Linked DNA regions of Homo sapiens: region 2 is linked to region 1. The links are chromatin loops, found by intact Hi-C in ENCODE. Cell type or tissue: gastrocnemius medialis. All regions are shown on one strand. Links, peaks and the distances in the headings refer to the core of each region. The heading gives the core; the rest is flanking DNA. Region 1 has its middle 47 kb from the start of POLR1D. Region 2 overlaps GSX1 (GS homeobox 1).

Region 1 (5,372 bases), core at 83-5,082:
TACATATTTTTAAGATTCATCAGATGCATGTTTTTAGAATTCATCAAAATGAAAATTTGGACTCTTTAACAAAATGAAAATGAAGGAATCTGCACTGTTTTTGTGCTGATGAACAACTACCAACTGCTTCACCAGTATGGAAGATCAGAATAACTGCAGGCAGGGCCAAAAAAATTTCAGGAAGCAAGTATTGTACTGAACAGATACTCTGTAGCTTTAAGTATGGAAGACACAAGCATGGCCTAGATTTTGGAAACGGGGTTAAATTGTCCAGGTCTGGGCCCAGCATGTGCTTGTCATAATCTCCTGATTCTCTAAGTGTTCACTGAGTGAGAGAATGAATGAGTACACCAATGGTCTGTTCTTCATGCAGGATGTGGGATTAAAAATAAGTCTTGTGGAGTTTTCTTTGTAAATTGGTACTGAGCTTTGAAAGGAGTATTTAGCAGACTGATGAGTGTAATTTGGAGTAGATAGGGGCTTATAATTGGACAGTATATACTAGTTCAACTTGAGGGAGCTACCACTGAGGAATTAATAAGAAAAAACAATCCAGGAAGGACAAGGGACCACCACTTAGGGCAGGCTATACATTTATGTGGAGGAGAAATGTCTCCCTCAGGTGTTTCATATGATGTGTTATATCTGGTATTTGTTTCACATAGAGAGTATTTATAAGTTATCGAAACCAAAGGTGAATATTACAGGACTATATGGATGGGAGAAATAGTTCATCTTTCATCTTACTATTAATGATGCTCCAAAATCCATGTTTATTATTGGCCTTTTCATGGTAATGTTCATTGAGATTTATAACATGGGTTACCAAATAAAAATGTATAAGTTGCCTTTGAATTCTGCCTTCAGTGTTGCCTTGCCAGTTTAATGGGGATTAATTTACTTTCCTCTTTATGTGTTCCTGTGTGTAAAAGGGCATGCTTCCTGGGCATCTTTTCCATGTTGAGAACAAGAGTTTCCACTTGGCAAACTAACCTTCTCAGTATCTAGACTCAGAAGAGCCATGGGTGAGGCTCAATTTATGATCTGCTGACATGGCTTTCCAAGAGATAGTTTCTCAAATTCCTTGGATTATAGAATGTTTTCTATGGTATCAAAGAGGCCGCGTCCCAAGGATTTCTTTACTCCCAAATCTCACTATTCTTATGGATGGAGAAAAAAAAATTCAAACATGGAAGATCTAGAATACTGGCTTCACCTGAGGTTTTAGTTTTCCATAGCTATATTCCATTAGCTGCCATTTAACCATTTCACAAGAGTTGTGAGAGTTTTTCTCTTGGATTCAGATCGCTGTCTACACTGGCCCTTGGGAAACAGTTCCCCATACAAATGTTCTTTGCTGGGGCTTCCATGTTCTGATCTATGGGAGTAGATTTTGGCTTGCAAAATGCAGTGATTATAAAAGTTCTTTAGGTTCTTAAATTGGGAAGACATGGAGCATATACACCTTGAGACGACCCTCCCGTCCTGTGTTTTGAGGGAGCCGAGTTTGGATTAAGTTTGGCATAGGGTACAGGAAAGAGTATGGGTTTTTGATTCAGAGAGTCTTGGCTTCAGCTAGCATTTCTGCCACTTCCTAGTTCTGTGATTTTGGGCAAAGTTTTTAATCTATCCTCAGTTTCCCTTATTTGTAAAATGAAGGTGAGTAGCATCTTCTTCATAGGGTTGTGGGATAACTACCTGAACACAGGTAAAAGATATAACAGTGTTTGGCCACAGGTGATAGACAATCACTGTTACTGTCCACACAGTTCCAATACAGCCTACAAACACCTCATAGGGAGAATATTTATGGGTTTCCTAGATTCAGCTCCTCTGGGGAGGGGAGTCCTCTATACTGGATCCCAGGACACAGAACACTCCTTAGGAAAGTGATGAGGCTTCATTTCATCAGGAACCCACCTCATATAATGTCTATTAAATAGGCACTGCTTATCCACCAGATACTCTTTATGATTCTAAGGTGATGGCATGACCTCTACGAATGACGAATATGTAACTAATTGTAAAAATATGGGCTGGGTGTTGTGGCTCACGCCTGTAATCCCAGCACTTTGGGAGGCCGAGGTGGGCAGATCACCTGAGGTCAGGAGTTCAAGACCAGCCTGGCCAATATGGTGAAACCCCGTCTCTACTAAAAATACAAAATTAGCCAGGTGGCACATGCCTTGTAGTCCCAGCTACCCGGGAGGCTGAGGTAGGAGAGTTGCTTGATCCTGGGAGGCAGAGGTTGCAGTGAGCTGAGATCGTGCCTTTGCACTCCAGCCTGGGCAACAGAGCGAGACTCCATCTCAAAAAATAAATAAATATGTAAGTGCCATGCTAAGTCACTTGAATAATCAGTGAAAGAATAAATGCTACCCCAAAGCATTTTTTATGCTTTGAAGCAGATGTGCCAATGTGCCCCCTGCCCCCCTGCCAACCTCTCAGCAAAAAAGAAGTCCACAGGGAAATTCAAAACTCCACAGCCATCTTCCAGAATCAGCTCTGAGGAAATGTCCTTTAGTGCTTAGCCTGCTGAGCCCTAAAGTAAAACCCACTGAGATTTATAACATGTGTTTCCAAATAAAAATTTATAAACTGCCTACTCAGAGGGACCTACCCTAAGTCCCTCCCCCTTCATAAATGGGCGATTCAGAAAGACTAGCCACCAATAGGTGACCAGATATGGCTAGGAACCATAGCTTTTTGCTTATATTTCTTACAGGCTGTTTTCTAACATGAGATAAAACAAAAAATTATGTCAAGTTGCATTTGTGTTTAAGTCTTAATGGTTTCTAGTGGAAGCATGGAACGCAGTTCCTAAAATTTAGGGCTATTTGCACTTCTTTCTTTACCTATTGAAAGTTAAAGACTCACTCCAAACATCTTAGTTTGCAGATGAAAAAATGCAGTCCAGAAAAGTGACCCAGATAAGGCCTGAAGCTAGCCAGAAGCAGAGGCAGGACTAAGATTCAGTTTCTCTAACCTCTATCCCAGGCTTTGTGATCTCTAAATATAGTTACAATGGAGATCAGATAGTAACACAGGCGGATGGGAGCTCTTGGCAGCGCCAGTATGTTAACCACAGAAACAGGAGGTGGCTGGTGAATGTATCTCATGACCAATCCCTCCCCTAACATCTACTGTATACATAGGGAATAAAAAATAGATAATTTTCTCTTGACATTTTTAGACTGGAAATTATGGCTGCTCTTGATAGAAGCCTAAAGATTCCAATAAACTTTTCTGAAATAGAACAGTGCTTTTAAAAGGGAAAATGGTTTTGTAGGCCACTGTCGTTTAACACAACTTAAGAAAGGTAAGTATAGTTAGGCTAAAAAGCTTCCCTTAATTTTGAGTACAAAAATGTGTTCATTTCAGTCATTCCCTTTTAAAGGATAATGAACTTGTCTGTGTGTTATAAATACAGAATGCAAGGCTGGGTGCAGTGGCCCACGCCTGTAATCCCAGCACTTTGGCAGGCCGAGGCGGGCAGATCACCGGAGCTCAGGAGTTCGAAACCAGCCTGGGCAACGTGGCGAAACCCTCTCTCTACTAAAAATACAAAAATGAGCTGCACATGTTGGCGCACACCTGCAATCCCAGCTACTCAGGAGGCTGAGGCAGGAGAATCGCTTGAACCCAGGAGGCGGAGGTTGCAGTGGGCCGAGATACGTGCCATCACACTACAGCCTGGGGGAAAAGAGCGAGACTCCTTCTCAAACAAAATAAATGAATAAATAATGAATAAATACAGAATGCATACACAAATGACACAATTCAGCTTTATTTTTACTTAATTATAACAATTTTTAAAAACTCCATGACTTTGTGCTATTTCTAATATTTAAATAAAAAACATTTCAAATTTTGCACAAATAATTTAGGCCAATACATAACTAGATTTGAATAAAGTCAGATGAAGCAATAATTCCTCCTCTGTGTTTGAAAGGAATGAGTGTGGTTACAAAGTCACAGGATGAGTCCCTGGGATCTGGGGTGGGAGAAGGGGTGGATCAAGAATGACTTGGGCTTGTCACTCCCTAGCAGGCTGAGGGCGTGACACAGCAGCTCGGTGGCGGAGAGGTCTATTCTAGTTTCTAACACTCCAATGCTAACTTTTTGGATGTATTTCCTTCTAGCATGTAGAAAGGGCTTTTCTTGGCTGCCAGGAAGTAGGGAGCAGGGATGTGGCATGGTGATGATCTGAGGACAGCCAGGCATATGCTCAGACACTTTGGAAAACTGGGGAGGGGGAACAGGGAGACAGAATCTTCATCTTCTTCCTTTTGTGAACTGGGGAGGAGGGTGCTTGGTGACATTTTCCTGAGTATAAAGAAGGAATACAGGTTTGAAAGGTTTGTAATTGTATATGAAAACAGGTATTGAAAACCAATACTGGGGGAAAAAAGGCATTGTAAACACTTCTATTTAAAATGAAGATTTCTGGAACAACTATACTATATAGTGGTATCACAAGTCTTTAGCTGGTAAGATCTAGCACTGAAACAACTCTTAATTTTTAACTTGTGAGGGTTCTTTTTAAAGCACCACTTAAGACCTATATATTAAAAAAATTAAATATAGAAAGATTGTTCTATCTAATAAATGAGTTTGAGAATGCACAGGAAACAACAAAACCCATTTTTAACCTCTGGTAACTGAAGTGGAGCATTAAATTCAAAGCCACTTTGAGGATTTCCTACATTGTTCACCTAAGGGAAAACAAATGCAGAGCTATCAAAGAGCTTCTCGATAAATTCCCAGACCTTGGAGGGCTACAGCTTTTCATAAATATGGTCACTGGACTGATGATTTCTAAATTTTAAATGTAATACCCCCAAAAAGTAAAATATAGGATTTATAAGTATTTTATTTTTCTGAGAAATGACCAAAAAATTGGAACCAGTTTTAACAATCTCTGAAAACTTTAAATTCTAGACATGTTTATTTTGAAACACACTTCCAAACAAGATAAACAACAATATGTAAGTCTACTACACTGCAGAAGTAGCTTAAACTTGCCAAGACATCCTCCTTTGCACTTGTTTCCTCAAGAGTTGCTAGGTCATTTTTTTTGCCTGTGGCCAGCAGCCTCTTTAAAAACAACAAAGGACCTAATGTCAAAGTCACTCTCAGGTGTTTGCCCTGCCAGCTCAGGCCTTCTCCGCACACCGCACCCCGAAGGAGCACGGAGGCCCGCAGGGCTGGCTGGCCCTGGTTCCAGCCTCACCGCCGGTTGGACCGCTTTTCGTACTTGTCCTGGCTGCTCCGCTTTCGTGGCGGGGAGTAACTGGCGGAACCTCGAGCGCGGAAGCTGTGCTTGTAAGGATGGCTTCTGTGTTTCTTCGGGTTTTCTTCTTTCTGGGCCT
Region 2 (5,372 bases), core at 287-5,286, 130 kb before region 1:
ATAATCCCCACTTACAGAGGAAGAAACTGAAGTTTAGGAAGGACCAGTGGCTTTGCCCAAGATTAGGAAATGGTGGACACGGATTGCAAAGCCAGGCTTTTGCAGGGCCCACGCTCCTAGCCACTACACTGCACAGAGAAATGGACACTGTCCCTGAAATAAACTCAGGGACCTGTACGCAAATTACCAGGTTAAAAGGCAATTTCCAGAAAATATCATCCTGATAATTCAGTTTGGTTCTAATTTCACAATTCGCCTTGTGAGCCCCAAATTCCAGCTCAGAGCAGTGTGGTTTAATGGCTGGATTGGGTCTCCTCAGAGGAGGAGCCGGTAGTTCCAGGCCGCAATCACGCCCTTCCCTGGCGGTCAACCCAGGCGGCAGAGGAGAGGCTTTGACACGAGCGGAGGCCTCCCGGCCAGCTCAGCACAAGACGCAAACTGTTTCTGCATTCAGGTCAGAGGTTGCAGGGTGAGGAGTGTTTGAGCGAAAGTGTGCTGGGACTTGAACGCAGTCTCTGCTGGCGGCGGGATGCTTGAGAGCTCTGGTGCGCCGCAGCCGCCTCCAGGTCCCCAGCGCTGCGCTCCCGTCACCACCTTGGCAACAACTGGGATCGCCACAAGGAGGCTTGCTTTTTTCCTCCCGCTGCTCGCTAAGGCAGACTAGAAAGCTGAAAGCTTGGTCTTCCGGAAATGAATCCCTGGGAAGCCGAGAGGAGGAAACGTGCACTCCTGGGAAAACTGGCCCCACGCGGACCTGGCTCACAGCTGTGGATCTGCGGACTCTGGGGAGAAGCTGGGAACAGGAGGGACTCCTAGGCGGGAGAGGAGGGGGAGCTGGAGAAGAGGCGAGTGCGGGGAGAGCCGGGTGTGTGTGTTCATCCTTTCTATGTCTCCCACCGCCGTTTCCATCCCCTCCAAACTTGGTTCCCTGGCAGGCTCGAAAGTGCATTTCTGATCAAGATGCCTGACACTGAGTGCTGGCGAAGGCCTTTCCCAGGTGCACAAGACCACCCCCTCCTGTAATCCAGGAGAGGTGCTAGTTCTAAGCCGGTCCTTCAGACCCACAACGAACTCGTTGCCAGAAAATCGTGCTGCCGCCCGCCCCCAAATCCCAGCCAAACGGAGGCTGGGCCGGTCCTGCTGGAGCTAAGAGTGCACAACTGCACTCACCCTGGGGCCCTAGAGCAACATGCAAACGAGCAAAACTCAGCAAGCATCAGCCTCATCACTGATAGTAAAACAGTTGTGATTCTATTCACTGGTATGCACTAAAGCACCTTGGCTTCGTTCAGATTGGCCGTAGATTGGCACAATGTCGCCTCCTGGGATGGTGGAGAATTGGTCCCCGTCTAAAGTGAGGTTCAGACTGATGGAGATCCTCATCAGTCTAGAGCACAACTCAGATGCCTAGCTCCAGGAAGAACCGGCAAGAGTTTCTCCATGGGGAGCTAGATCGTGCCTGCCCTTGTTCCAGGGGAACTGGAGAGAGACCCTCCCACCCCCATCCTCAGCTTGATTTGAAGGAAAAGATGGAAGATTTTAGAACTAAGCCCCACAAGCTCCTGGTTCCGGGGCCTTGTAGTCTGGGTCTTCGATTAGCGGCTTCCCAGGTTCTCAGGCTTTTGGCCTCCGACTAGGAGTTACACCATCGGCTCCGCTGGTTCTTAGGCCGGTTAGACTGGGACTAAAATCACACCATTGGCTTTCCTAGTTCTCCTGCTTGCAGATGGCATATCACAGTAGTTCCTGGTCTCCAGAATAAACCTCCTCACATAACTACATACAGCCTATTTGCTCTTTTCTCTGGAGAACCCTGACTAATACAAGATCAAAAGTAGGTTTGTGGTTGCCTAGGGCTGGGATATAGTGAGAATTGGCAGAGACTATCAATGGGCATGATGGGGTTTCTCTTTGGGATGACAAAAATGTTTTTAAATAAGATTGTGTCGATGGTTGCACAATTCTGTGAATATACTAAAAGTTGTGGAATTGCACACTTTGAATGAATGAACTGGATGCTAATGTGAATAGCTCAATAAAGCCGTTTTGTGGGGGGGAGGAAATGAGCTTCAAAAATGTTAAGCAACCTCAGGTGGACCGTCTTTCCTGCTGGAAAAGACGCATTTGCTTTGCCTAGACACGGGGAGTTCAGCGCTCCCCAGGGTGTGTATGTGTGTGTGTGTCTGTGTGTGTGTGTAGGGGTCTGGCAGGAAAAGAAGGTCTATCAGGTTTCCTGGACACAGAATGGGAGCGGCGAGAACGCGGATATTAGCTTCCCAGGTCTGACTGCAGAAATACTGACTGCAGAAATACTCCTCCCGCAGCTGTGCGCTCTCCGTTTCTGCAGAACCTCACGCACTTCCTTCTCCTCATCCATCTTAGAGAGTAAAAAAACCCGCATATGTCCTCAAAGGGAGCTGGGGTGTGGATTCTAAGTCGTAGGGGGATATAGGATTTTAACGAGAATTGGTGAGAACATGAGGTCCCAGAGCCACTGGCTCCAGCTATGCAGAGTCCCTCTCGGGGACTCCCTGGGGCAGGATCACTTCGGATTCTCGGATTCCTTGCCCGGAATGTTCCGCGACCAGGGACTCGGCTAAGGGAATTTGCCTTAAAACAAAGAGAGGAGGGCCCTCTGAGAGAAGTCTGCACCATCCCGCAGAATGGAAATTTGTCCCTAACGAATCGTTATCAATCCAAGCGCAGTGAAGGACGGATTTCTTGTGCTTATGGAGGGAGTGGTTTCTGCCCTCCCGGCTGTTGGCCAGGACAGCGAAATGGTGAGGGATGGAGGTGGGGCTGGATCCCAGGTGAGAAGGAGGCGCTGCAGGGGTTGGGACCCATGGTGCAGTCCAAGGAGAGCGCTCTCCTTCCCTTCCGGCTTAGCTCTCTGAGCTCCGCGACGCTTGTGCGCCACGCCGGAGCGGGACAATCGTTAGCGCGCACCTGGCTGGCATGCAAGGCGGGCTCTCAGCGGAGCTGAGGGTTCCGAGAGGCACTGGCTGAGCTGTAAGGCGAGGAGCCGGCTCGGACCCTGCAACTGGATCCCCAACCCTTCCCAGAAGGGAGGCCCAATCCGGGTTGGCGCCTGTCTACTCCAGAGCGAAGGCCTCTGGGCTCAGAGCCACGGGCATTTCTAAGAAAAAAAAAAGTTTATTTAAAATTTTGTACATAAATAAATAAATAAATATCTTCTGGCATTGCAGAGGCCGTACAATTACACAGCTAGGCTGGGGCGGGCCAGAGTCTGGAGGGGGAAGAGTGGGGTCGCCAGCGGCGCAGAGCGGGGTCCTATGTTTAGAGGAAGGAAGAGCGTGTTGGAAACAGAGCAAATCTGTTTCCCCAATATGGATACTACGGGCGAAATTTATCATCTGTGAGAGGAGCCGTGGGGACTGAGGACAGCAAGGCCAGATCAAGGGACAAATGGACTGACTGAAGGAGGAGGCTCCCTGAGGAGGGGAAGGGAAAAGGAGAAGGAAAAAAAAAGTGGGGGTTCATAAATGTGTGTGTTGGCGGGCGGGGGCCGAGTGAATAAATGATCACAGGAAAGAGGTGGGGAGGGACAAAAAGACATTTTAAAAAGAGAAGCGAACGAGCATCCAAGGCCGCCGACCTTGACCGAGAGCGGAGGAGAGTAGAGTAAGCGAGGAAGCCCAAGCCAGCCCAGAGAGGGCGGGCTAGGAGGCGCCGGCTGCCAGCAAGGCGCTGCGCCAAGCAGGCTTGCGGGCGGGGGCCGCGGTGCTGCACTGCCCAGGAGGACTCGAGCGCTTACAGTGTTCACAGCTTGGAGTTGGCTTTGGACACGAGCGAGCCCTGGGGCGGGGACGCCATGGTCCAGTCTCTGCCAAGCTCTCAGCCCTGCCCAGGCCCGGGACCTCTGCAAAGCAGTGCCAAATCCATGCCAGGCAGTGGTTTGGCTGCGGGTGCCTGGGAATCAGCGCTGAGTCCCAGGACTAGTCTCCGAGGCGCAGGGAGGTCTTGGGGTGGGCGACCTAGGGAGACACGCGCCTAGGGAGTGACCGTAAGATCCCGGTCGTCCTTCCCTGAGGAGGACGGAGACATGGGCAATTCGTCGTCATCCTCGGAGCACTTGGCTGAGGAGAGCGATGCGCACTTGCAGCCTTGCGGTGCGCTCCCGCCACCACCGGCACCCCCGCCGCCGCCGCCACGATGGTTGCTGCCCTTGCCCTCCTTCTTGTGCTTCACTCGGCGGTTCTGAAACCAGATCTTCACCTGCTTCTCGGACAGATTCAGGTAGGTCGCGATCTCGATGCGACGTAGGCGGGACAGGTACATATTAGAAGCGAACTCGCGCTCCAGCTCTAGCAGCTGCGTGCTGGTGAAAGCCGTGCGCATCCTCTTGCTGCTGGGCAGCTGGTTAGAGCTGCTGTCTGGAGGTGGCAGAGCAGAGAAGGAAGCGATCAGACCTCTGTGCTGTGGACCCAATCCCTTGGTAGGCGGTCGCCAGAATCCTACGACTTTGACCTCTTACCCATCTCTTCGCCCCAACACAATCCACAGCAGAGCTACAGTGAGCGCTCCTTGTCCAGCTCCGAGATCCTGATTCTCCCGGAGTCATGCAGCCCTGGAACCCCTTCCCCTTCATGGAGAGCCTTGGATCCCAGCCCTCACTTACCCCGGCCCACACTCCAGGACCTGGACGTCTGCCCTCATCCGCCTCCTGGCGTTGTGTCCCGGCCCTCTATCCTCACTCCACCCCAAGCGCCCCCCTTAGTCCCCGACATGACCCTCACCGCCCCCAGAAAGCCCAGGGTCCCTCTTCCTCCATCTCTGGCTCTCCATCCTGCTTCGGATCACCTCTGCCCGGTCCCTCTGCGCGGCGGCCCCGCTTACCCACAGAGATGCAGTGGAACTGCCTGGGGTCAGGCAGCGGGTAGGAGGTCTGGTAGAGCGCGGCGGCAGCAGCAGCGGCGGCCGGGCCGTGAGCGACCCCGGGCGACACAGCAGAGTGCTGGCGGCCCAGGGGCGCGTGGCAGTACTGCGAGCCGAAGGGTGGGAAGGAAGCCTTGAGTAGAGGCAGCGCGGGCGGCCCGGGGGGCCCATGCAGCTGCGAGGCGGTGACGCAGAGCGGGCACACGCACAGCAGCCCAGCCTTGCGCGCGTGGCAGGCGCCAGGCGAGAGACCGTGCAGCGCGTGCGGCGGGGGCACAGCGTAGGGGAAGAGCGGCGGCGGGCTGCCCTCGGGCGCCTTCTTCTCGCCCGCCTCGCGCAGCACTAGCGAGTCCACCAGGAAGGAGCGCGGCATGGCCCCGGCGCGCGGTCGCCCCGCAGCCAGCCCGCCCTCTGCGCCCACCGCACCTTTCGGCTCTCCACGCGCTTTCCCTGGCCGCGGTATCCCGCAGCTGCCT

Evidence for each region. Hi-C counts contacts between places; a loop is a spot of excess contacts. Peaks named below come from ENCODE experiments on the same cell type or tissue, not always from the same donor. Only the 100,000 strongest peaks of a DNase experiment are listed, where the experiment ranks them.
Region 2: it touches region 1 in a loop (2.3-fold over the local background); 11 of 110 quality-filtered maps call a loop at or near these places.

The regions. Positions count from the first base shown.
Region 1 is chr13:27,665,811-27,671,182 of GRCh38, reverse strand. It overlaps a transcript of POLR1D not described here. Among named protein-coding and RNA genes, the nearest start is that of POLR1D, 47 kb to the right of the region's middle. In gastrocnemius medialis, for the core only: no CTCF peak of the experiment used is centred there; a DNase peak (open chromatin) is centred at 3,048; H3K27ac peaks cover 1,474 bases.
Region 2 is chr13:27,792,588-27,797,959 of GRCh38, reverse strand. GSX1 (GS homeobox 1) reads right to left here. Exons shown (of 2, transcript NM_145657.3): 1 at 4,858-5,372; 2 at 3,192-4,394. The coding sequence starts at 5,269. The coding sequence ends at 4,012. Among named protein-coding and RNA genes, the nearest start is that of GSX1, 2.8 kb to the right of the region's middle. RefSeq lists enhancers at 254-936, 2,336-3,138, 4,747-5,372. In gastrocnemius medialis, for the core only: no CTCF peak of the experiment used is centred there; no DNase peak of the experiment used is centred there; H3K27me3 peaks cover 4,807 bases.